3 separate regions of the Homo sapiens genome follow, and regions 1 and 3 are each linked to region 2. The links are chromatin loops, found by intact Hi-C in ENCODE. Cell type or tissue: ascending aorta. All regions are shown on one strand. Each heading gives the region's core, and the rest is flanking DNA. Links, peaks and the distances in the headings are about the cores only. Region 1 holds the start of ADD1 (adducin 1). Region 2 holds the start of MXD4 (MAX dimerization protein 4). Region 3 holds the start of NSD2 (nuclear receptor binding SET domain protein 2).

The links. Peaks named below come from ENCODE experiments on the same cell type or tissue, not always from the same donor. Only the 100,000 strongest peaks of a DNase experiment are listed, where the experiment ranks them.
Region 1: a loop joins it to region 2, with 2.5 times the contacts of the local background. A loop is called at or near these places in 2 of 110 quality-filtered maps.
Region 3: a loop joins it to region 2, with 2.4 times the contacts of the local background. A loop is called at or near these places in 3 of 110 quality-filtered maps.

Annotation. Positions count from the first base shown.
Region 1 is chr4:2,840,102-2,847,996 of GRCh38, forward strand. ADD1 (adducin 1) reads left to right here and starts at 3,743. Exons shown (of 16, transcript NM_001354761.2): 1 at 3,743-3,923. It overlaps SH3BP2 (SH3 domain binding protein 2), which reads left to right. Exons shown (of 13, transcript NM_001122681.2): 13 at 1-995. RefSeq lists an enhancer at 2,515-3,026 and silencers at 3,155-3,204, 3,305-3,684, 3,745-3,934, 4,055-4,204. In ascending aorta, for the core only: no CTCF peak of the experiment used is centred there; DNase peaks (open chromatin) are centred at 3,264, 3,700 and 4,216; H3K4me3 peaks cover 2,940 bases; H3K27ac peaks cover 2,378 bases.
Region 2 is chr4:2,259,050-2,266,944 of GRCh38, forward strand. It overlaps MXD4 (MAX dimerization protein 4), which reads right to left and starts at 3,060. Exons shown (of 6, transcript NM_006454.3): 1 at 2,868-3,060; 2 at 2,676-2,775. The coding sequence starts at 2,931. RefSeq lists enhancers at 1,587-2,179, 3,411-4,072, 4,073-4,732, silencers at 2,280-2,339, 2,350-2,739, 2,830-2,889, 2,940-3,779 and a cis regulatory region at 7,821-7,895. In ascending aorta, for the core only: no CTCF peak of the experiment used is centred there; DNase peaks (open chromatin) are centred at 2,422, 2,762, 3,292, 3,862 and 2 weaker places; H3K4me3 peaks cover 2,835 bases; H3K27ac peaks cover 2,333 bases.
Region 3 is chr4:1,867,501-1,875,395 of GRCh38, forward strand. It overlaps NSD2 (nuclear receptor binding SET domain protein 2), which reads left to right and starts at 3,893. Exons shown (of 22, transcript NM_001042424.3): 1 at 3,893-4,042. It also overlaps the pseudogene RN7SL671P. RefSeq lists an enhancer at 2,822-3,323 and silencers at 3,057-3,316, 3,347-3,576, 3,627-4,326. In ascending aorta, for the core only: no CTCF peak of the experiment used is centred there; DNase peaks (open chromatin) are centred at 3,031, 3,651 and 4,098; H3K4me3 peaks cover 3,298 bases; H3K27ac peaks cover 3,248 bases.

The DNA.
Region 1 (7,895 bases), core at 1,505-5,504, 580 kb after region 2:
GTAGTCCCAGCTACTCAGGTGGCTGGGGTGAGAGGATTGCTTGAGCCCAGAAGGTCAAGGCTGCAGTGAGCTGTGATTGTGCCACTGCACTTCAGCCTGTGAGACAGAGTGAGACCCTATCTCAAAAAAAACCAAAAAAAAAAAAAAAAAAAAGAAAACCACTGAAATTATTTCCACTCCAAGGTCATGAAGATAGTCTCTTAGATTATATTCTGAAATCCTTATAAATGTAAATTTCATATTTAGGCCTTTAATTCACCTAGATTTGGTTTTTTGCATATGGTGTGAGGTAAGGATTCACTTTCATTTTTTTCTCTCCATAGGGTTACACACCTGTCCTATCATTGTTTGTAATCTAACTTTCTGCGCCCATCTGCAATGCCACCTCTGTCATATGTCCACATATGACATATGTAGATCTGTTGTTGGATTCTTTCCTCTGTTCCATTAGTCTGTCTGTTCTTGTGCCAATATCAAGCTGTCTTCATTATTATCAATTATGTATTGAGATCTGATAAAGTAAGTCTTTTCCACCTTATTTTTCTTCTTTGAGAGTGTCTTGACTATTCTGGCTCTTTGTATTTTCATGTAAGGTTTTTCTCCCATATAAGTTTTAAAATCAGCTTGTCAATTCCAACAACAATGATGCACTTGATAGTTTGGGAATTTATTATAGCTATCAATCAGTTTTGGGAAAATTGACGTCTTTACAATATTGAGTTTTCTGATTCATGAACATGGTTTACCTCTCTTTCCATTTGGGTCTTCTTTAAGGTTTACCAATAGGATTTTATATTTTTGTCCATTGTGGTCTTGCTTATCTTAAGTTTGATTTGTAAATATTTTATGTTTCTTTTAGTCTATTGTAAATTGTGTATTTTTAATTTCATTTTTTTTTTTGTTAATAGCATATAAAACACACCTTGTCTTTTAACTGGAGCATTTTGTCCATTGTGTATTTAATGTAATTAAATCTACCATCTTATTTTATGCTACATATTGTCTCACTTGTGTTTGTGTTTTCTTCCTCCCTTTTCTCTCCTTTTCCCCTTCTTTGAGATTGAGCAACTTAAAACAAATCATTTCATTTCCCCCCTTCTCCTAGTTAGAAAGTTAAACACTCTCTATTCTTACTGAAGTCTAGAGTTAACTAATAAATACTTTTATCCTCCTCCTGGACAACATAAGGACCTCAGGTGACTTTCATTGGTCTCCCTCATTACTTGATATTATTGTTGTATATATCTAATTCTAACTCAATGTATTTTAAAACTCTCACCTAAGACCGTATTTGTTTTTTTGTTTTTTTTTTTTTGGAGGCAGAGTCTCTGTCACCCAGGCTGGAGTGCAGTGGCGCCATCTTGGCTCATTGCAACCTCCATCTCCTGGGTTCAAGCAATTCTTGTGCCTCAGCCTCCTGAGTAGCTGGAATTACAGGTGCCTGCCACCAGACCCAGCTAATTTCTTGTATTTTTAGTAGAGACAGTGTTCTGCCATGTTGTCCATGTTGATCTCTTAACTCCTGAGCTCAGGCAATCCTCCCGCCTTGGCCTCCCAAATTGCTAGGATTACAGGCAAGAGCCACCACGCCTGGACCTTTTTACTTTTTTGTAGTTGGAAAAGGAAGGAATATTTTAATAGCTTTAAAATTGTTTTATTATGATAAAATTTTCATATTATAAAGTTTATCATTTTAATTATTTTAAAGTGTACAGTTCTGTGGCTTTGCGAATATTCATATTATTGTTCAGTCATCACCACCATCCATCTCCAGAACTTTTTCATCACCCCAAGCTTAAACTCTGTACCCATTAAACACTAAATCCCCATTCCTCCAGCCCTTTGCAACCACCATTCTACCTCCTGTCTCTCTGAATTTGACTACTCTAGACACCTCATACAAGTGGAATCATACATTTATCTTTTTGTGATTGGGTTATTTCACATAGCATGTCTTCAGTGTTCATCCATGTTGTAGCATGCGTCAGAATTTCCTTTCTTTTGGCCAGGCATCGTGGTTTATGGGTTTATGCCTGTAATCCCAGCACTTTGGGAGGCTGAGTTTGGATTTGGGAAGATTGCTTGAGCCTAGGAGTTTGAGACCAGCCCTGGCAACATAGTGAGATCCCGTCTCTACAAAAAATAACAAAAATTAGCCAGGCATGTTGGCACGTGCTGGTAGTCCCAGCTACTTGGGAGGCTGAGGCAGGAGGATCCCTTGAGCCTAGGAGGTCAAGGCTGCAGTGAGCCATGGTTGCAACACTGCACTGCAGCCTGGGCGACAGAGACCCTGACTCCAAAAAAAAAAAAAAAAAAAAAAAAAAGGCACAAAACCCCAATAAATAGAATTTCCTTCTCTGCATAATGCTGCTATGAACATGGTACAAATAGCTGTTTTCATTTCTTTGGGGTATATATCCAGAAGTGGAATTGCTGGATTATGTGGTAATTATGTTTAATTTTTTGAGGAACCACTCTACGGTTTTCCACAGCAGCCACACCATTTTACATTCCCGTCAGCGATGCACAAAGGGTTCCAATTTCTCCGCATCTTTGCCAACACTTATTTTCTTTTTTTCCTCTTCTTCCTCCTTCTCCCCCCTTGAAACTTTTTGTTTTCTTCTCGTTTTTGTAGAGAACAGGGTCTCCTTATGTTGTCCAGTCAAGTCTGCCAACTCCTGGGCTCAGGCTATCCTCCTGTTTCTGCCTCCCTAAGTGCTGGGATTTTAGGCTGAAGCCACTGCGCCCAACTCCCTGCTTCTTCAACTGCCATCCTAATGAATGTTAAGTGGTATCCCACAGTGGTTTTGATTTGCGTTTCCCTAGTGATTAACTATGGGAAGCAGAAGTGAATGAGACAGAATTGTGATCTTGTCAGAAAAATCGTCTTGGAAAAGCCAACGTCCAACAGAAATGGTTAGAACAGGGGTCGCTGGCTTCCATCCAGACAGTATCCCTGACCCTTGTTGGGGCAATGTCACAGAGGCTCCTGCTGAGCAGGGAGGTCTGGATTCCACACTCTTCTGCCACTGCCCAGCTCTGGACCTAAGCTTTCTATGGGTGTCAAGAGGACAAGCAGCCGTGCCCATTTGTCTCGCTGCTTGTTTTTTTGGGTGTCAGATGCGCCAGCAGGAGGGACAGTGTGCGGGAAGGTGCTGGTCTGAGGCTGGTCCTGCCAAAGCCCCGCAGGCTCACTCCCTGGTCGTGCGGAGGTGGCTGGTGCTCGCTGGTCTCCTCAGCACCCGCAGGCCGGGCCCGGGGGCCAGGCAGTTGTCCTCTGTGGAGCCTTATCGGGGCCCACAGGCCCTGCTGCCTTGACCCCACCCGGGCCCCAAAACTCGGCCTGGGGACTGCACAAGGCGGGGCTACGCGGGGCAGGGCCCGTCTGCTGGGGGAGTGCGCTGGGCGGCGGCGGGAGGGCAGGGTCCCTGGGCTCCGACAGCCCCTCCGGCGGAGGTCAATCACAATGAAACCGTGTCCAGCGGACCCGGCAGGGGCTCGCCGCAGTCTACCTGGCCACCGTGAAGCCATGACCTGGCGCCCGAAGCTGCCGGCCGGGGTGTACTCCGCGCGGGACCCTGGGCCTCCGCAGGCCCCGGCGGGGTCGCCCCGAGGCGGGCCTGGCGAGTCCAATCGCCCTGCCCGCAGGGGACCCGCCCCTCATGGGTCCCGCCAATCGCAGGGTACGTTGCTCGGCAGTGCTGCGCGGCTTGGCCTATGGGACGGCGCGTTGTTGGGCTGCAGCGCCGCAGGCCGCACCCAGGTCGGGCGGTGGGGGCGAGCGGAGGGGCTGAGGGGCGGAGAGGCCTGGCGGGCCGCTGCTGCGGGCCAGGGGACGGGGGCGGAGCCGGAGCCGGAGCCGACGGGCGGTGGCCGCACTGGGACCCCGGAATCCCGCGCGCTGCCCACGATTCGCTTCTGAGGTGAGGCTAGCTAGCGGGGGCGGCGGGGGCCCGGTTCGGGCTGAGGCGGCGGCGGGGGCGCGGGGAACTGGGCCGCGGTTGCGGCGGGCGGGGGCCGCGGGGCCTGCGGCGGCCCGGGCAGCCTCGGGGGCGGGGAGGCCGCTGCGGCGCCGAGGGCGTCTTGGAGGGGTCCCCGCGGGGCCTTCGGCCTGGGCCGAGCCGGGGAGCGAGGGCGCCGCAGATCTTTCATCGGGATAGGACCCCGGGGACTAGGCTTTTCCCGGGCCGCTCGTTCCTGGCCGGCTTGTGGGCTGCAGGGGTGGGGGCGGAGGAGGACGACCCTGGCTGGACGCTGGTCAGCATCCTGCTTGTGAGACCGGTTCCGCGGTCCGCAGCGCTGGTGGCTGCAAGGTTTGTGTACGGACGCATCTGTCGGCTCTCGTATTTAAAAACGACGGCTTCTGCCAAAAGAGAAAAGCCATATCTGCCGACGGACGCTCGAGAGATAATCGTGGAACTTTATCAGCGATGGGGCTGTTGGTCACCTTTGCCCTCCCTCTCTTTTCTTTTTTCTTAATCTTTTATTTTCGTTTTTTGGGAGATGTCAGAGGGCCTTTCCCTGTTAGGATGACTTTTATCTTTGCTCTTGTAATGGCTCAAGATAGTTGGGAGGTAATTTGCATTCACTTTATGCATACCCACCTTGAAAAACGTATTTTGGTTCGCCTGAAACTGTTGTTGGTTTGAGCATAATTTATGTTTAGAAAGACAAAAAGCAATTGTCATATCTCCAAAGACCAAAGACATAGCTGATAGCTGTATGCATTACTGGTAAGTTAAAGAAAGATTTTTTGTGTGAAAAATTGACTGAGATCTTAATGGGGATAGGAAATAGAATGCTGATAGGTCGACTGTGTCTATGAGTAGAGGCGCCTAGTGAAAACAAGCTTGGAGTGGATGAGTAGGAGTTCAACAGGCACCAGAGAGAGGAGGGCATTTCAGGCAGAGGGTGTGAATTGTATGAAAGTGAGTTTGTAAACTTTGGAGCCTTGAATGGACAAAGGCCCGCGATGATACCTTTTTTTTTTGAGACGGAGTCTCGCTCTGTCGCCAGGCTGGAGTACAGTGGCGCGATCTCCAGTCACTGCAATCTCCGCCTCCCAGGTTCAAGCAATTCTCCTACCTCAGCCTCCCGAGTAGCTGGGACTACAGGCGCGCGCCACCACGCCCAGCTAATTTTTGTATTTTTAGTAGAGACGGGGTTTCACCATGTTGGCCAGGATGGTCTCAGTCTCTTGACCTCGTGATCCGTCCGCCTAGGCCTCCAAAAGTGCTGGGATTACAGGCGTGAGCCACCGCGCCTGGCCTACGTTAAAATTTTAATATACTCCTTTGATTTTGACAGTGGAGAAAACTAGAATAGTAAAGTTGTCTTTTCAGGAAGTGGATGATTTGGGCAGTCAAAACTGCTTTTCAGAGTTTCGATGTGGTTTACAATGGTATGGACAGCTGGTATGATTTGTTAGTTTTCTACTTGTGGTGTCTTTAGGTTTTAAAGTTTCGGAGAGTCGCTGAGTGATGTGAGTCTAAACTCTAGCCAGTCCCCGAATTGTGAGATAGTTTTCCTTCTAAAATATACTTCGTACAAGCTGGTCATTTTTCCCCTTAATTCTTTTGATGTTATCTGATATACTGAGAAGGTTTTGTTTGGTGTTCAGTTTTGTGTTACTGATTTTGCCATAAAAACTGTTTATTTACATGATTTTTAGTTTTTAGTTCTTATAGTCTTTGAATTGAATAAGAAAAGTAAATACTGAAATGCTTTGAAAGATAACAAAATATTTACTTATTGCTTGAAACTTAGAGTTAGATTGACTGCCCTTCCTTTCTTTCCTTCCATGTTTACCTCTTAACATATACACATATGTAGAGAGAATAGTATAAACCCCTTTTCTCAACCAGTTTCAACAGTCAATCTTGCTTCATCATATCCCCGCAGTCCTAGATATCCTTTAACCGTTAAATAGTTCAATATGTATATCTTAAAGACTTAAACAAAAGGTAAACATGAGTACCACTATCACAGAAAATGAATAATTCCTTAATACTTTCAAATATCCAGCCAGTGTTAAAATTGTCAGAATTCTCATTTTTTTTCTTAACAATTTCAATCGATCCACATGCTATCTATACAGTGTGACTCATTTTAATTGATAGTTTCCCCTCCATATTTAGTTTTCTCTTGTAATTTATTTATGGATGAAACCTGGTAGTTTGTCATGTGGAGTTATGCACAGTCTCAATTTTACTCTGTGGCATAGTTTCACAGAATTTACTGAAAACTGGTGGTTAGATCTAAAGGTATGATCAGATTCAGCTTTACTTTTGTCAAGCAAACTTCTTAGGTAAGTAGGCAGAAATGATTAGTAGTCTTTGTTCGCAGCCCTTGATTGTCAGTGCCTACAGTCATTTCAGCAAGCATTGAATATATTGATATTTGAATTCTATAACTTCTTTTATTAAATAGAATATTTTTATAAAGATAATTTTTCATGCCTCCACTATTTGGTTATCTTGAGGTATCTCTTACAGAAAAGGGAGGATAAATGCTTAATTCTTCTCCATTATTTACTAGGTTTCACATAATGAATTGTTTCGCTAATATCCTTCAAAAGTAGCCAATGAAGCTGGGCATGCTAGGATGGGCCTGTAATCGTAGCTGCTCCTGAGGCTAAGATGGTACGAACCTGTGAGCCTGGGAGGTCGAGGCTACAGTGAGCCATGATCACTTCACTGCACTACTCTGTCTCTTTAAAAAAAAAAAAAAAAAAAAGCCGAGCGTGGTGGCTCACACCTGTAATCCCAGCACTTTGGGAGGCCGAGGCGGGCGGATCATGAGGTCAGGAGATCGAGACCATCCTGGCTAACATGGTGAAATCCCGTCTCTACTAAAAACGCAAAAAATTAGCTGGGCGTGGTGGCGGATGCCTGTAGTCCCAGCTACTCGGGAGGCTGAGGCAGGAGAATGGCGTGAACCCGGGAGGCGGAGCTTGCAGTGAGTGGAGATCGCTCCGTTGCACTGTAGCCTGGGCGACACGGAGCGAGACTCCGTCTCAAAAAAACAAAAACAAAAACAAAAAACAAGCTAGGTGCGGTCGCTCACAATCCCGGCACTTTGGGAGGCTGAGGCAGGTGGATCGCCTGAGGTCAGGAGTTTGAGACCAGCCTGGACAACAGTGAAACCTCATCTCTACTAAAAATACAAAAATTAGCTGGGCATGGTGGTGCATGCCTGTAATCCCCACTACTAGGGAGGCTGAGGCAGGAGAATCGCTTGAACCCAGGAGGCGGAGGTCGCAGTGCCATTGCACTCCATTCTGGGCAACAAAAGCGAAACTCCGTCTCAAAAAAAAAAAGGAAGTAAGACTAGGATTCTACTCAACCTTCTCATTTTTATATACCTGTATCTACTTTTCTTCTAAGCCAAACATTTTGGTTCTACTTGCTCACTGTTTCAACCCACACCGTACACATTTCAGTCTCAGAACAAGATGAACACGTGAACCTCGAAAATTTGAGACAGGTCTCGGTTAACTTAGAAAGTTTATTTTGCTAGTGTTGAGAATGTGTGCCTGTGACACAGCCTCCAGAAGTCCTGATTGACATGTGCCCAAGGTGGTTGGGCACAGCTTGGTTTTATACATTTTAAGGAGACATGAGACATCAATCAATATATGCTAGAAGTACATTGGTTCAGTCCAGAACGGCGGGGACAGCTTGAAGCAGGGAGGGAGCTTCCAGGTCACAAGTAGGTGAGAGACAAATGGTTGCCTTCTTTTGAGTTTCTGATAAGCCTTTCCTAAGGAGGCAACCAGATATGCATCTATCTCAGTGAGCAAAGGGATGACTTTGAATAGAGTGGGAGGCAAGGCTGGGCATGGTGGCTCACGTCTGTAATCCCAGCACTTTGGGAGGCCGAGGCAGGTGGATCAC
Region 2 (7,895 bases), core at 1,489-5,488:
GGATGCCGCTGCACAGGTGGGCAGAGAGCTCAGACTGCCTCGGGGCACCTCCAGACCCAGCCCTGAGGCCTCTCCCTGCCCTCAGGACCTGGCTCCTTCCTGAAGCTTCTTGCTGACCACTGCCTGCTTCAGGAACTTGGGATCTGGCGTCTCCTGTCCCAACCACTCAGGCCAAGGGCCTGCCCCTCCCACCCGCTGCACCAACAGGCCCTGGGCCTCCTTGTGTAGCCTCAGCAGAGCCTCCAGACCCAGGTCTCAGGGTCCGGGAGGGCCTGTTGGTCACATGGGCTGGACAAGGAGCCTCCGAATCACTGCCAGGGCCAGCCAGGGCCGACCAGGGCCAGCAGAGGCCACAGCCATATGCTCCTCACTGGCCTCACAGAGATAGGCCCCTACGCCAGCGTTTCTGCTTCCCCAGAATAGGCAGGCCGCAGGAATGAGCCGTACTCTCTGTCCTCAGCCCAAACTGCAGCCTGGCCACGTGGGTCTGTAGTCAAGAGGGAGGTCGGGGTCAGCAGGTGCCCTTCAACATAAAAGCCTACCTGCCTACCCCTTGAAGGGTGGCACGGGGCTGGACCCCACCCTGGAGGCAGGGGGCCCTCCTCCAGCAGCCAGGGCCCCTCTTGCAGCTCCTCCTGGGCCCAGAGACCCTTGGGGTCCATCGAGGGGGATGTTTGCAACATGGGTCCCAGGAGCACTCTATCCCTCAGGAGAGGTGGGACCTGTCCCCGCTGAGGCCAGGCCAAGTGCGTTCCCAGCATTCCCGTGACCCCAGGAGACAAGCACACTTCCCACAGAATGGACCCCCCTGCAGGCTGGCCCCAGTGCTCTGCCGCCTCCCTCAACCCTGACACTGTCCTCCGGCCCCACTCCCTACCCTTGCCCCAGCCTCACTGTGCCATGTCCCCTCCCTCACCTTGGCAGAGCATGGAAGCCTCACAGGTGGGGACAAGTCAGGGGCTCAGAGATCCTCTGGCCCCCTGCTCCGCCCAGCTACTTGTCTGGGCTGGCTGAGGAAACCTCCAGGGCAGTGCTGCCCACCCGAGGAAGGGGCCAAGCCGCCAGCCCTGGGCTGCCTCAGGCCCCGGGGGAGCGGGGCTCGGCCCAGAGGAGCCAGGGGAGATGCACCAGAGTTGGGGAGCCCTCTGTCTCCCTCACCAGTGCCCCCATGGTCTCTGTCCCAGCAGAATGTGGACAGCTGGGACCCCATCTCAGGAACAGGCGTCATCAGAGATGGGTGAGTGGCAGGCAAGTAACCAAACCTCTCCTTGCCTCAGTTTCCTTGGCCATAGAGATAAAAATCACATCACCTCTCTGAGCCTGGGGTGAAGATGAACTGGCTGCATGTGTGAAACGCTCAGCATAGAGGCAGTGTTCGGGCAGCCTTGGCCAGGACGCTGGTTGTCAGCTTTGGATTCTCCATGCTGGGGGAGCCCCAGCTCACGCCCCAGAGTTCTCCACGGGTCAGGGACTTGGTTTGGAGAGAAGCGGCAGCGGGGGCCGGGCTTGCTCACTGAGGAGGCCTGAGGCAATGGTTCCCTCGTCACACTCCTGTCCTTCCCCAAACTGTCCCCAGTAGGGGACCAGGGGCTGGGACTCAGGGACGGGTCCCAGCCAGGGCAGCTGGAGACTCAACCAATTCCTCGCCTGGCTCAGGATGCCACAGAAATGGGTCCCTACACCAGCCTTTCGGATTCCCTAGAACAGGTGGACCACAGGAATGAGCCATGCCCTGGGGCTCTGAAGCCCCCTACAAACGCAGCTCCCAGCCTGCTCACACAAAAGGGCTGGGCCAAGGTGGGCCCAGACAGGACCAGGTGTGCTATGGTCCTCACAGCAGCCAGGAGGGTGGAAATCCCCGGGGAGCCCCGGCCCAGGGTCCCCACTCCCCACGCGGGGGACCTGTACGCACCCCAGCTTCAGGGCTTCTGCTGCCTGAACACGAGGTCAAGGTATGGAGGGCGCAGCTGGCACCCGTAGTAACGACTTCATGGGGCCCCTGCCCTGCAGCCTGCCCCCTCCTCCCGCCCCCTTAAAAGGCCTCTGTCTTAAAAAAGAGGACCCCCATACTGGTGGCTGGAGTTTCGCTGTGTCAGGAGGCTGGGCAGAAGCGGTGGGCACCCTGGGAGGAGTGAGGGCCCAGGACAGCGCCTCCACTCGCTTCTCTGTCTAGGCTCCTGGGGGCGGGGGAAGGTGGCCGAGCAGCAGAGTTCGGCTGGCAGAGCCAGTCGAAAGGAGGCCGCCCACCCACCCGCGGAGAGAAGGGGTTAGGGCCGGCAGCCCCCGCAGACCCTGGCTGAGCCTGTTTCCCCAGACCCACGGGGCACCGGCCAGCGCCCGCTGACAACTTTTCTACCGCCTGGAAAAGTCCAGAACAACTCGGGGGCGGGGAGCGGGCGCGGGAGCGGACCCCGGCGGCGGGCGCTGTACGCGTGGCACTGTTTACGCGAGCGGCCCGGGAGGCGCGGCCGCGGGAAGATGGCGACGGCGAGGGCGGGGCCGGCCGGGCGGGGCTGCGGCCGCGGCCTGCGCGCCTCCTCCTCCAGGCTGGCCGCCGGGGCGCGCGGCGGCGGCGCTGAGGGCCGCGGGCCGGGAATCGGGGCCCGGAGAGCACGCTCCGGGCGGGGGCGGGGGTTCGGACCGGGCCGGGCGGGGTCGGGAGCGGGGGGCGGTACCTGTTGTTCGGGGCCTTGCGCACCAGGCCGGCCGCCTTTGTTTTCTCCCTGGCGAAGTCGCCGTCGAAGGGCAGCACCGAGGCGTAGCCGTGCTCGGCCTCTGCGGACACACGGCGCGGTCAGCGGCCCCCGCCCGGCACGGCCCCGCCGCCCGCCCACCGCCGCGGGCGCACAATGGGGTGCGAGCGCTACCTCGATCCCTGCGCTCCAGGTACTCGGCCGCCTCCAGCAGGATCAGCAGGGAGTTCAGCTCCATCCTCCCGCCCGCGCCCGTCCGCCCCGGGACGGCGGCGGCCGCTGCCCGGCCCGCTCCGGCCGGCTCCGCTCGCCGCCCACCCCGCGCGCCCGGCCGCCGCACTTCCAGACTCCGCGGACTCCGGCGCTCGGCCGCCACCCTCCGCCTCAGGCCCTCAAATTGACACATAAGGGAGAGCGGCGGCCCGCAGAGCCAATGGGAGGCGGCGTTCGCGCCCCGGGGGCGGGCGCCGGGCCGGGCTGGGGCCAATGGGGACGGGTCGAGCGCCTCGGGCCGGGCCGAGAATGTTGACAGATGCAGAGCTGGGCTGGGATAGGCCGGCCGCGCTAGTAACAATTTAGAAGCCCGAGCTTAGCAACAGCACGTGGTGGCCCGGCCCCCGCGCTAGCTGACTGGCGGCCGCCGTGCATGTTAAGTAGGCGCCGCGCGCCGATTGGCCAGAGCGGCCTATGTAAAACAGGCACTGCGAGCCAATGGCCGGTGGCGGGGCGCGCGGCCAATGAGGGCGCCGCAGCCGGACGCGTTGCCGAGAGGAAGCGCAGCGCGCGGGGACCGCCCGCCGTCCTGGGGGCCCGTTAGGACGCAGGAGCGTCTCCGCTACGAGAGCGAAGCAGGGCGCTCCGGGGCGTGCGCCGGGCCGGGCCGGGCCGCCGGGTCTGAGCGCGACGAAAGCAGTGGCTGCGTGGGGGGACGAGGCCTCGCGCTCTGCCCGGGGGTCTTGCGTGGGGCCGTGAACGACTCCCCTCCCCGCCGGGCGCAGAGTGGCCCCGGGAAGGGCCGGGACCTCGGAGAGGGACGCAGACGCTCTGATCCTAAGAGCCAGGCGTCTCTGAGGGTGTCAGTGGGGAAACAGGCCCAGAGCGGGCGGGCTCCTCAGATCGCCCAGTGGACGCCGGAGCTGAGGGAGGGCCCAGGTCTGGGGAAGGGACACAGACGTGCGGCCAGAGTCGAGAGGCTCCCCGGAGTGGGGGGCTGCATGCTCTGTGTCTGGCCTGAGGGGCAGGGACGTTCCTAGAGGCAGGCGCTGGCCACCTCTGGCCGAGGACGCCCTAAGTGGGGACGGGAGTGAACCCTTCATCAAATCCCAGCTGGCGGGTCTCCCTAGTGACCCCTGACCCTAAGGCTGGCCCAGACTGGCCTCGGCACCCCCCACCCTCTCGCAGATTTTTTTTTTTTTTTTTTTTGAGACGGCTCTGTTGCCCAGGCTGGAATGCAGTGGCGTGATGTCAGTTCACTGCAACCTCCGCCTCCCGGGTTCAAGCGATTCCCCTGCCTCAGCCTCCCAAGTAGCTGGGACTACAGGCGCGTGCCACCACGCCCAGCTAATTTTTGTATTTTTAGTAGAGATGGGGTTTCACCATGGATGGTCTGGATCTCCTGACCTCGTGATCCGCCCGCCTCGGCCTCCCAAAGTTCTGGGATTACAGGTGTGAGCCACCTCGCCCGACCCATCTCACTGATTTGATTTTTGAGGTTGGTGGCCTGGATGTGCCAAGGGCCAGGCCCCGCAGGCTGGAGAGTGTGGAGGCATAAGGTGGCTGGACCCCTCCAGAAGTACTCAGTGGGACACAGGGGCTGCTGCTGGCAATGAAACTGAACAAAAAATGCAAAACCTCAGCACCAGGACTCCTGTGAAAGCTTCGTGTGCATCTCCCTGTGTTTTGCATGCCCGGCTTGCAGATCAGGACATGGGACTAGACGCTCAGGGATTTGCTGGGGTCTCCCAGAAATCTCAGCAGAATGGAGATTAGTGCTGCCACACACGGCTCAGGGCTATAGGAATGCAGAGGCCAGAGCCTCCTGGCCTGGCTGGTCCTGCTGGGTGTAAGCCTGTGGTGTGGGCTTCAGAATAATGTGTGTTCCCACAGAGCCCTGCAGGACCCAGTGGGGAACTCGGACACTGCTATGAGACAGCCCTGCATGGACATTGAGACAACCCCCTTGATGTTAGCAGGGGCCCTTCCTGTTCCCGCCCCACAGTGACGCCAGGGCCCAAGGCAGAGCCCCTCACAAGAACTCAGCACTGAGGCCCTCCAGGTTTGTCTGCATGGCTGCTCAGAGCTGTGCATGGTAAAGAAAGGTGCCCAAGTCTGGGGAGGAGCAGGGTGTGTTTGGGCTCTGGGGACCCAGCTCTCCACTTGGGGATGAGCATTTTGCAAAGTTGCCCCATCCCTGCTTTGGCCACTGGGTGAGTTGCTGCCGACAGCTAAAGCGGACACCTGGCCTAGTACAAGTGCACCTGCTGGGCATAGTGCACGCCCCCTTCCTGCCATGGGCCAAGAGATTTGTTCTGTGTGGCAGTGGGCAGCACAGGTGCGCAGGTGTGTCTATGGGGAGGCACCTGCATGCTACCCCAGTCTAAGAGATTTTTAGCCTCAATTTAGGCCATTTAAGGACTCACCCTCACCTCCCCACCACACTGAGGACCAAGCACTTCCCTGGTGTCCCTGGGCTCAAACCTTGCCTGGTAGTGTGGGCACCACTGCCTGGGGGAGCAGGAAGGAGTTGGGGTTGGGAGGAGAAGCTGCAGGAGGCGATGGATGACTGAGGGCTGAGCTGCAGCTAGGGAGGGAGGTACTGGAGGCATCGGCCAGCAATGGCAGGAGGAGAGGGAAGGGGAGGGAGCAGCCAGGAGAGGCCTGGAGGTGATGTTGGCCTGGCCCAGATGGCTGCAGGTGGGCCTGGAGCCCTGCCAGGAGAGGTCTGGAGCCCCTGGGGGATAGGGGCACTGGTCCCACCTGCAGTTGGCAGGGTCTCTACACCCACGGGTCTCAACTTGTCCTTCCCAAGATGGGCAGAGGCATCTTGGGTCAGTGCCGGCAGGCACCAGTGCCCATGGAGTCTCAGGGGTGGTTGAGGAGTGGGGAGGACGTGGCTCAGGTCAGCCAGTTGGACCCAAGCCCTGCAGGGCATGGGCCATGTCCCCTTCTGTAGGGCAGGTCCCCCGCAGGGTGTGGCATCTCCAGGGAGCTTTCCATGGGCACAAGCTCCTGCCCAGCCCTGCCCTGCCCTTCCCCAGAGCCAGGACCTGTCCAATGGGCACCAATGAAAGCTAGGAGGGAGGGGGCAGACATCTCCAGCCTCCTTCCCTGGGGAGCCCAGTCCCCCCACCCTACTCTGGGAGGACCTCTCTATGCCACTCTGGGACCCCCAGGGTGCATCTCATTCCTGCCCCATCCTCTGAGCCCCACCCAGCCTTACATTCTCCTTGGGTTGTTCGCCCTCTGTCTCCTTTCCCTCACGACGGCCCTCCCCAGCCCACCCCAGGCAGGGGCTCCCAGGGAAGGGACAGGGCCTGCATGCAGAAGGGCTTCCCCGGTTTTGGGTGGAAGGCCACGGCAGGCTTGTCTTCCGCTGCCTGGATTTCCTGAGTTATCTTGCCCCATCTGCCACAGCCTCAGCTTCCCTGGCTGTGAACGGGGCTGGCAGTGCTGCCTCTTGGGACATATGGAGGACGGAATAGGAATAAAGGATTCCTGGTTTGGCTTGGGAAAGGCTACTGGGCTGACTCCCCACCCGCAGGATCTGTGAGAGTATCTAAGGCCAGCCCCAAAGAGACCTCCAGAAGACAGCTTCCTGGCCTTCCTGCGCCCACTGGGCCCCAACTTCCTTTCACTGGACTCAGGATCCACAAACTCCTCATGGCCACCACACACACATGACTTCTCGGGGTATCTGAGTCTCGGCAGAGCCTCAGGGAGCACCCCTCACACACCCAGGGAGGGAAGGTTGGTGAGGCCCCGGCAGCTGCAGAGCCTCTTTCCCACACTTCCAGGCTGACCAGGCCCTGATCCCCAAACTTGGCCACTGACACCCTGCCCCTCCCACCTTGGGCCTCCTGTCACTGGGTGGGCTGCCAGCAGCCCCCAGGTCCCCTGCACCAGCATTCAGGGCGGGAGGCTGCCCTGCCTCCACTCCGTCAGAATCCTGCAGCACAGTCCCCATCTCCACAGCCCTGAGGGGTGGCAGGTTCTAGGTCAGTGGGGTGGCCCGGGTCAGGGCTGGAGAGCTGTGACCAGCTCAGCACGCACCCAGTCCCCCGAGGCCTTGGCTCCCCTGCACCAAGAGGCCTGGTTGTGTCCCGGCACCAGGGGGAGTCCCTATGGTGCCTCTCCTTGAAGCCACCCTGGATTCTAGTCCTGTCAGCTTCCCTGGGCCTGTTTCCTGGGCTGTAAAATCGGGGGTGACAGTACTTGCCTCTTGGGTGGTTGGGGTGTGTCATGAAGGATGCATGCAAAGCCCTGCACAGCAGTGGGCTGGGCACTAAGGGGTGCCCAGGAAGTGCCAGGAATGTGAACATCAGCTCCAAATCAGCAAGAGCCTCCAACCCCTCGGCCCTGCCCACAGAGAGACAGGGCTTAGGAGAGACAGGGCCTGCCCAGTCTCAGCCGGTCAGTAGCAGAGTCTCGCTGAGAACCTGGGTGGAGCTTTGGCTGCCCGGCTGGCCAGCCACGGGCCCCAGGCCAGGCCTCTTGGGGGCCTTCCAAAAAGTTTGACACTCAGGAAAACACTGTCTCCAGAATACGAAAAGAAGACGGCACAATCAAAATGCATGGAGATGTAATTAAATGTTTATATAACCAAACATAATGTCAGCGTTATTTTTAAATTTAAAATCAGATAATTCTATTTGTGAACAATTGGTGGGGTAGATTTTTTTTCTCACTTTAAAAGGTTTTCCCAGCATGCAGAAGACCCCCAGACAACTCAGACAACTATAAGTTAAATGAATTTCCTATGGCCCAAAATGTCCAAAAGCAAAAGAGGAAATTTTCCTTTCAAACACTTTTACAAGAGAAAAACAAGTTTATGAAAGAGGCCGTGGCTGCAGATTCAAGGCACTTGCTGTGGTGTCTGGGGGTGGCCTTTAAAATTCGGAGGGCCAGGACCTCTGAAGCTGGACAGGCCCTGCCTGGCCCTGCTGCTGTTCCGGGACCCCCTTTCTTCCCTGAGGCCTGGGGTAG
Region 3 (7,895 bases), core at 1,917-5,916, 390 kb before region 2:
TTTTGCATTTTTAGTAGAGACTGGGTTTCACCATGTTGGCCAGGCTGGTCTCGAACTCCTGACCTCAGGTGATCCGCCCGCCTTGGTCCCAAAGTGCTGGGATTAACAGGGGTGAGCCACTGCGCCCAGCCTAAAGTTTAATTTTTAGAGCAGTTTTAGGTATACAGCAAAATAGAGCAGAAAGTGCACCCAGGTCCCATATAGCCCCTTCTCACCCACACACCCAGCCTCCCCCATCATCCGCATTCCCCACTAGAGTAGTATATTTCTTGTAATCAGTGAACCCACATTGTCACGTCATGATCACTGAAAATCCGGTTTTGGGTTCACTCTTGGTGCTGTACGTTCTTGTATCCACTGTTACAGTGTCACACAGAGTATTTTCACTGTCCTAAATATCATCTGTGCTCTGCCTACTCATCCCTCCCTGCCCTAACCCCTGGCTAATCTTTTTATTGTCTCCATAGTTTTGCCTTTTCCAGAATGTCATGGAGTTGGAATCACACAAGTTTGTAGCCCTTTCAGATTGGCTTCTTAGTCAGTTTTCTGTTGCTTATAGCAGACTACCTGAAACTGGGTGATTCATAAAGAAAATGAATTTATTTACTTATTTTTGAGACAGGGTCTCACTCTGTTGCCCAGGCTGGAGTGCAGTGGCAGTGGCACAGTCATGGCTCACTCAGCCTCAACCTCCCGAGCTCAGGTGATCCTCCCACCCAGCCTCCTGAATAGCTGGGACTACAGGCATGTACCACCACACCCAGCTGATTTTGTAGTTTTTTTTTTTTTTTTTTTTTATAGAGATGGAGTTTTGTCATGTTGCCCAGGGTGGTCTCAAACTCCTGAGCTCAAGGGATCCCCCATCTCAGCTTCCCAAAGTGCTGGGATTACAGGCGTGAGTCACTGTGCCTGGCCGGAATTTATTTCTTACAGTTATGGAGATTGGGAAGTTCAAGGTCCAAGAGGTGTGTCTGATGAGAGCCTTCTTGCTGGTGTGGACTCTCTGAAGCTTCCCAGGCGTCCCATGACAAGGGGGCTGAGCATACTAACTGCTAGCCCAGGTCTCTCTACCTCTTGTTATTTTTATTTTGAGAGATGGGGTCTTGCTGTATTCAAACTCCTGGGCTCAAGCAGTCGTCCCCCCTCAGCCTGCTGAGTAGTTGAGATTACGCCCTGATAATGAGGATCTTCTTTTCACGTGCATCCTTGCCATCTGGGTATCTACTTTGGGGAGGCGTCTGTGGAGGTCTTTTGTCCACTTTACTATAGACAGGGTCACATTCTGTTGCCCAGATTGGAATGCAGTGGTGCAATCACAGCTTGCTGTAGCCTCATGTAACTCTTGGGCTCAGGAGATCCTTCTGTCTCAGCCTCCTGAGTAGCTGAGACTACAGGCATGCACCACCATGCCCAGCTGTTTTTTTATTTTTTTGTAGAGATAGGATTTCAATGTTGATCAGGCTGGTTTCAAACTCCTAGCCTTAAGGGATCCTCCTGCCTTGGCCTCCCAAAATGCTGGGATTACAGGTGTAAGCCACTGCCTTTTTGTCCACTTTTTAAGACGAGGTCTTGCTATGTTGTCCTGGCTGAAGCGCAGTGGCTATTCACAGGTGCAGTCCCACTACTGATCAGCATGGGAGTTTTGACCTGCTCTGTTTCTGACCTGGGCTGGCTCCCCCCTCCTCAGGCAACCTGGTGGTTCCCAGCTCCTGGGAAGTCACCATACTGATGGCAAACTTAGTGCAGACACCTGACTGGCATAGCCCAGAACTAAATGATCCACCTGCCTCGGATTTCCAAATAACTAGAACTACAGGTGTGAGCCACTGTGCCTGGCTTATTCACTTTTTGTTATTTTTTATTTTTTGAGACAGTCTTGCTCTGTCACCCAGGCTAGAGTGCAGTGGCATGATCTCGGCTCACTGCAACCTCCACTTCCCGGGTTCAAGTGATTCTCCTGCCTCAGCCTCCTGAATAGTTGCGATTACAGATGCCCGTCACTATGCCTGGCTAATTTTTGTATTTTTTTTTAGTAGAGACGGGGTTTCACCATGTTAGCCAGGCTGGTCTCGAACTCCTGACCTCAGGCGATCCACCTGTCTCGGCCTTCCAAAGTGCTTGTATTAAAGGTGTGAGCCACCATGCCTGGCACTGGCCGTAATTTTAAAAATTCATTTATTTGTTTGGTGATAGAGACGAGGTCTTGCTATGTTGCCCAGTCTGGTCTCCAACTCCTGGGCTCAAGCAATCCTTTCACTTTGGCCTCCCACAGTGCTGGCTCACACTTCTCACAGGTGTGAGCCACTGGCCTTGGCTCCATTTTGAATTAATTTTTGTTAAGGGTGTAAAGTCTGTGTCTAGCCTGATTTTTTTTTGCATGTGGACATCCAGTTGTTCCAGCACCATTTGTCGAAAAGACTGTCTTTTCTCCATTCCATTTCCTAGAGTCAAGCTCAGCTGACTCCATTATGTGGTCTATATCCGGGTTCTCTATTCTGTTCATGGATCTATTTGTGTATTTTTCCACCAGTACCACAATGTCTCAATTACTGTAGCCTTATAGTAAGTCTTGCAGCAACCCTTGTTTTTTTGGGGGGGCCACAACTCAACCCATACAGGGGCCCAGCACCTGTGAAGGGACAGCAGCGGAGGCGGCGCGGGAGAGGAAGAGGAGGTGAACTGTGGCCACTCCTTGGTGGCTGGAGGTGGGTCCGGGGAGGCAGGACCTGGGCTGAGGTGTCGTTCTATAGCCCGGGTAGCGCACTTTCACAAAGCTCTCCTTGACCAAACTCTCGCCAGGCTCCCCTGGGCCCGCTTCTCAGCGAGGGCTCAAGCTGGGCCTGTAAAGCTCGAGCAGACACTAAGGCTCAAGGCCGAAGGTGTTCCCGGCTCCCTGAACCTGCGTGACAGAAAACCCAAGGCCGCCGGCTCCGGCAGCACCTGGAGGCAGGAGCCGAACTTCCATGGGCGGCGGGCAGCAAATCACACCGGCTTCAACCGCCCGGCCCGCCCACTTTTTGCAGCGTCTGACTTCCCCGCTCGCCCGCGCCGCTTCCTCCTCCTCCCTGTGCCGCACGCAGTCGCCCGCGCCACCCCCTGAAGCCCGGCTCTACCGCAGCGGCGCTGGGGTAGCGCCCCTGGACCAGGCGTCCTCCCCTCGCGAGCGGTCCTCCCGCAGCCGCGCCCAGCTCCGGGTCGGACCCTCGCCCGGGGGACTCGTTCACGCCCTGCGGCCGTTAGGCGGGAAGAGCACGACGCCCTGCCCTGCCCCGTCGTGGCGTCTGACCCTCTCCGCCACGTCTGTTCTGAGGCTCCGGGCCCGCCACGGCGGGGCCTCTGCGGCGGTTTCCCCACCCGTCCCCGCACTGCCGCTCCGCGAGGCGGACGCCGCTAGCAGCCTCCCGCGGGCCCCAGGCCCCGCGCCCCTCTCACGGGACAGGAGCTTGGGGACCCGCGCGGGCGGGCCGCGCGCCCAACGCCAGCCTCCGCGGCCGCGCGCCCACGGCTCGGGGGCGCCGGCTCCGGACGGTGATTGGGCGCGGATCGTGACGTCACTGAGCGCGGCGCCCGCGGGCGCCGGGTCTGGGCCGGGTGCGCGCCGCCGAGTAGCGGGAGCAGGGCGCGCGCCCGGCGCTACTCTGAGGCGGCTCGCGGGGCCCGCGGCCCGGCCCTCCCGGCGCTGCCAGCCCCGCCCGCCCGCGCGGCCCCCACCCGCCGCGTGCCTGCCCGCCCCGCCCGTGCGCGGCCCCGGCGCGGATTTGAAAAGCCCGGTCCGCGGGCCCCGCGAGCGCGGCAGCCAATCAGCGGCGCGCACTTTTCCCGCGGCTTCTGCGAGGCGGCGGCGGCCCCGGCTGCGGCGGCGGCGGCGGGCGGGAGGCGCGGGGGCGGGGTCGGCGCCGCGCGCGAGAGCCTCGGCCTGGCCGCGCTGCGCCCGCCGCCGCCGCCGCCCCCTCCCCGCCTGGGCCCTACCGCCGCACGGCCCCGGCCCCCTCCCAGCCTGCCGCTCCGGAGAGCCGCCCGCCGAGGATGCGACGCACCGCAGGTCACTGGGGCGCCCGCCCAACAGTCGCGGGCCGCCAACCGCCGGGGCTGGGGCCGGGAGGCCGGGCTGTGGGAGGCCTGAGGGGCGGCGGGGAGGACCGCGGAGGCCTGAGGGGGCGGGAGCGCCGGGAGGAGTGGGGGCACTGAGGAGGCCTGAGGGGCCGGCTCAGGGGCTGGGGGACCGGGAGGCCGGGCGGCCTGAGAGGGTCGTGGGGACCGCGAGGACCGCGGAGGCCTGAGGGCCGGCGGGAGGACCGGGCGGACCGCGGAGGCCGGGACGAGTCCGGGCAGGGGAGGGGCGGCGGCCTGCGGGCGGCGGCGGCTAACGGGGCCGGGCGGGCGGGCGCGGCCATGTTGGGCCCGGCCGGGCCCTGCGGCTGCACCTGTGCCCGGCCCGGCCGAGGCGGCCGCCTTTGTTCCCGCGGCGCCGAGCGGGTCGGGCCGGCCTTTGTGCGGCGCCCCCGGTCCGGGGCGGCCGCGGTGGGAGGGGCAGGTTGGGGTCCCGGGGCCGGCGCCGGGGCCAGGGGTCGGGCCGAGGGTCGCTTTTTGTTTGCAGGCGGTGTCTGGCGTTGACACTCGCGGCGCCCGGGCGTTGGTCAGCGCGGACGCTCCCCCGGGAAGCCGGGCCGCGGTCCGGCCCTTGGCAGGTGGAGGCGGGGGTGAGCCGGGTGTGGGTACCCTGCTGGGGGGCTGCGCGCCCTCGGCGTCCGGGCCTCCGCCTGGGATGTTCCCCTCGCCCCAGGATGCAGATTGATAGTCCTTGAAGCCTCAGTGCATGAGATGGGACCTGGCGACTTAATGGCTGGTTTTGCTCCACTCACAGGAACCGTGGTTTAAAATCTCGGCGTTTAAAAAATGCTGGTCTTAAGTTTCGGTAGAAATAAAATGGATGAGGGTATTGTATAGGACCCATTGCAGCACGAATCTTTCTGTGCCCACGATGGGCTTTGACATTCAAGTGGAAACATAGTATCAAAACTGATGTGGTGACGTTAATCGTTTTTAGGTAGATAACGTGTATTTTGTGTGTGTGTGTGTGTGTGTGTGTGTGAGAGAGAGAGAGAGAGAGAGAGAGAGAGAGAGAGAGAGAGAGAGCGCGCAGACCCTGTGAAGACAAGACTAATTGGATAAAGTTCAGGCCTGGCTCAGGAGCAGCTCTTCAGTGCTACCCACCTGCTTCACAGACTTTCAAGCCTTGATTTTTAAATGAGTTAAACGCCAGCATCACGCATGGGTTATATTCACTCTATTTTGTGTATTTCAAATATCAACGTGGAAAATAACTTAGGAGCCATCCCATTTATGAACTTGGGACTTAAACTTTTTAATTTTCCCAAAATGTTTTAAGTGCCCTAGTTACGTATTTAAATGTGATGAGAACAACAATATTTTAAAGAGCAGAACGCCAACAACATAAAGCAAACAAGTTCTGTGAGCACAGCCTTTCCTTGTGTACTTGATGTGTGCTCTCATTCCCCACAACTGATGGTGGTTCAAATCTAAACTGCCAAATGGAGATGAAGAGGACTCATGCTTTAAGCACGATTACTTTGAGTCATTTCCTTTTCTTTCCTTCCATTTTCTCAGCCACCCAAACCCAGCAACCTTCAGTTTTGGGCTGATGGTTGGTAGAGTGAGGACTTACTGCACAATTTTGAGTTTGTGTAAGCTTTTGTGAAGAGCTCTGATCTCAGTACAAAAATTGTCCTCTCCTGACTGCATTAATACCAGAGTCTGGCCTCTGATTATAACAGTAAAGATTTTATTTTAAGAGTATGAGGTAATTAACTGAGAATTTGAAAGAATGATGGACAATTTATCGTATCTATTCGTATGTAACATATAAACTAATATAACTTTTGGAGCCATGCACAACAAAATTATAAGGTCAGCAGGCTGCAGGTGCGACTTGCTTTGTTTCTATGCAATCAGCTTATCCAGGGCTTTCAAACCAGTACTTGCTGAAGTGTGCGGACCCAAATGAAGCATTAAGCAGAGTCCTAGAATGAGTCAGGAAGATAATCTGAATAGGTAGAAGACAACCCACTCCTCCTAATCCTGTGGGGCTTACATGGGTACAGCCTTCTGCCTATTCAGATTATCTTCTCCTTCTAAAAGTAATCAAATCTTACAAAGTTTACTCACATGGCAGAATGTGAACTTTTTTTGTTTGAAGATTCAGTGTAAAACATGCAAAAGTAGCTGGAATTAGGCTTACTAAGCTACAGGATTCTCTTTACCAAGCAAGAACTTAAAAGAAGTGCTAAGATGGTGCTGAAGTTCATAATCCAAACGTATTTTGTCCTGTGCTATTTATTTATTTTTAGAGACAGGGTCTCTCTATGTGGCCCAGGCTTGAGTGCAGTGGCTATTTCAGAGGAGAGCAATCATGGTGCACTTCAGTCCCAAACTCTTGGGCTCAAGTGATTCTCCCGCCTCAGCCTCCTGAGTAGTGGTTACTACAGGCACACTCAGCCTTCCTGGCTCTGCCCTGTCCTTTTTAGCTGGGCAAGTGGGCAAATAACCTTTCTAAGTAAATAATTAATCAGCAGCAACAGAAGCCATAAGGCTTTTTACTCATATATTCTGATCTACGTGTTTGGTTTTGCCTTTTTGTTTTTGTTTTGTTTTTTGGTGGGCTGCTCATGGCCATAGAATGCATACAACTTTGGATAAGCATTTTAGTCTTCTGAGCCTCAGTCTCTTGTTTTGCTTGATTGTAGTAAGTGTGACCTTGTTCTCCAAATACGTGGTACCATGTCCTGACTCCAGGCCTTTGTGTGGGCTGTTCTTGGGTGTGGACTACCTGCCACCTGTCCTTCCTCTTTGAGCATAATTCATGGCTTTTTAATGGCCACTTGTGACCTTTCTCCCCTGTTGGGTTAACTCTTAGAGGTAGGACTCTGTCATTGCCTTGGGCAGCATTGCCTCTGCTGGTGCATTCTCATGGCATACACTCAGTAAGTGCCGAATAAATGGGTATATGGCTTAGGGTAAACAAACAGCCCATTTTAATGCCGATATCTGGCCTGTTTGCCTCTCTGTTTTGTAAGTAATGGAGCATCTGGGAGAAGAAGCTGAGTCTAGAAAGGAAATGGCTTGGCTAAGGTCACTCTGAAACATTGCAAGTATATAAGTCCAACAAGTAGTAGAACAGATCTGTACTACCACCAAGATGGAGCAAGAAATCTACCTCGTCAATTTCTCTATCCTTGGTGAAGATAAAAAAATATAAAGTACACAGAATACGAAAGAGGAGATGACATGGGGGCTTTAGAGGATTAGGCTTGTATTTGTAAACTGTATGATTTGCTAATTCCTTTTTAATGAATGGTTATTTACAGCGAGTACTTTGGGGGAGAAAAAGACTTGTGTTGGTAACCCAGGGACTCTAGCATTTTATATTTGTCTATTGGTTGCAATATTGCTCTTTTCTTTTGAGATAGGGTCTCACCTGTTACCTGGTGTGGAGTGCAGTGGTTCAATCATAGCTCACTGTAACCTGGCACTCCTGGGCTCAAGCTTTCCTCCCAGCTCATTCTCCTAAGTAGTTAGGACTACAGGCAGATGCCACCATGCTTGGCTAATTTTAAAATTTTTTATGGAGTCAGTCTTGCAGTGTTTGGGCTGGTCTCTGTAACTCCTGGCCTCAAGTGATCCTCCTGCCTTGGCCTCCCAAAGTACTGGGATTACAAGTGTGAACCACTGTGCCCGGCCAAGTTGCAGTATAGCTTTTTACTTTTTTTTTTTTTTTTTTTGGGACAGGGTTTTGCTGTGTTACCCAGGTTAGAGTGGAGTCATATGATCACGGCTCATTGCAGCCTTGATCACCTGGGCTCAATCGATCCTCCTAC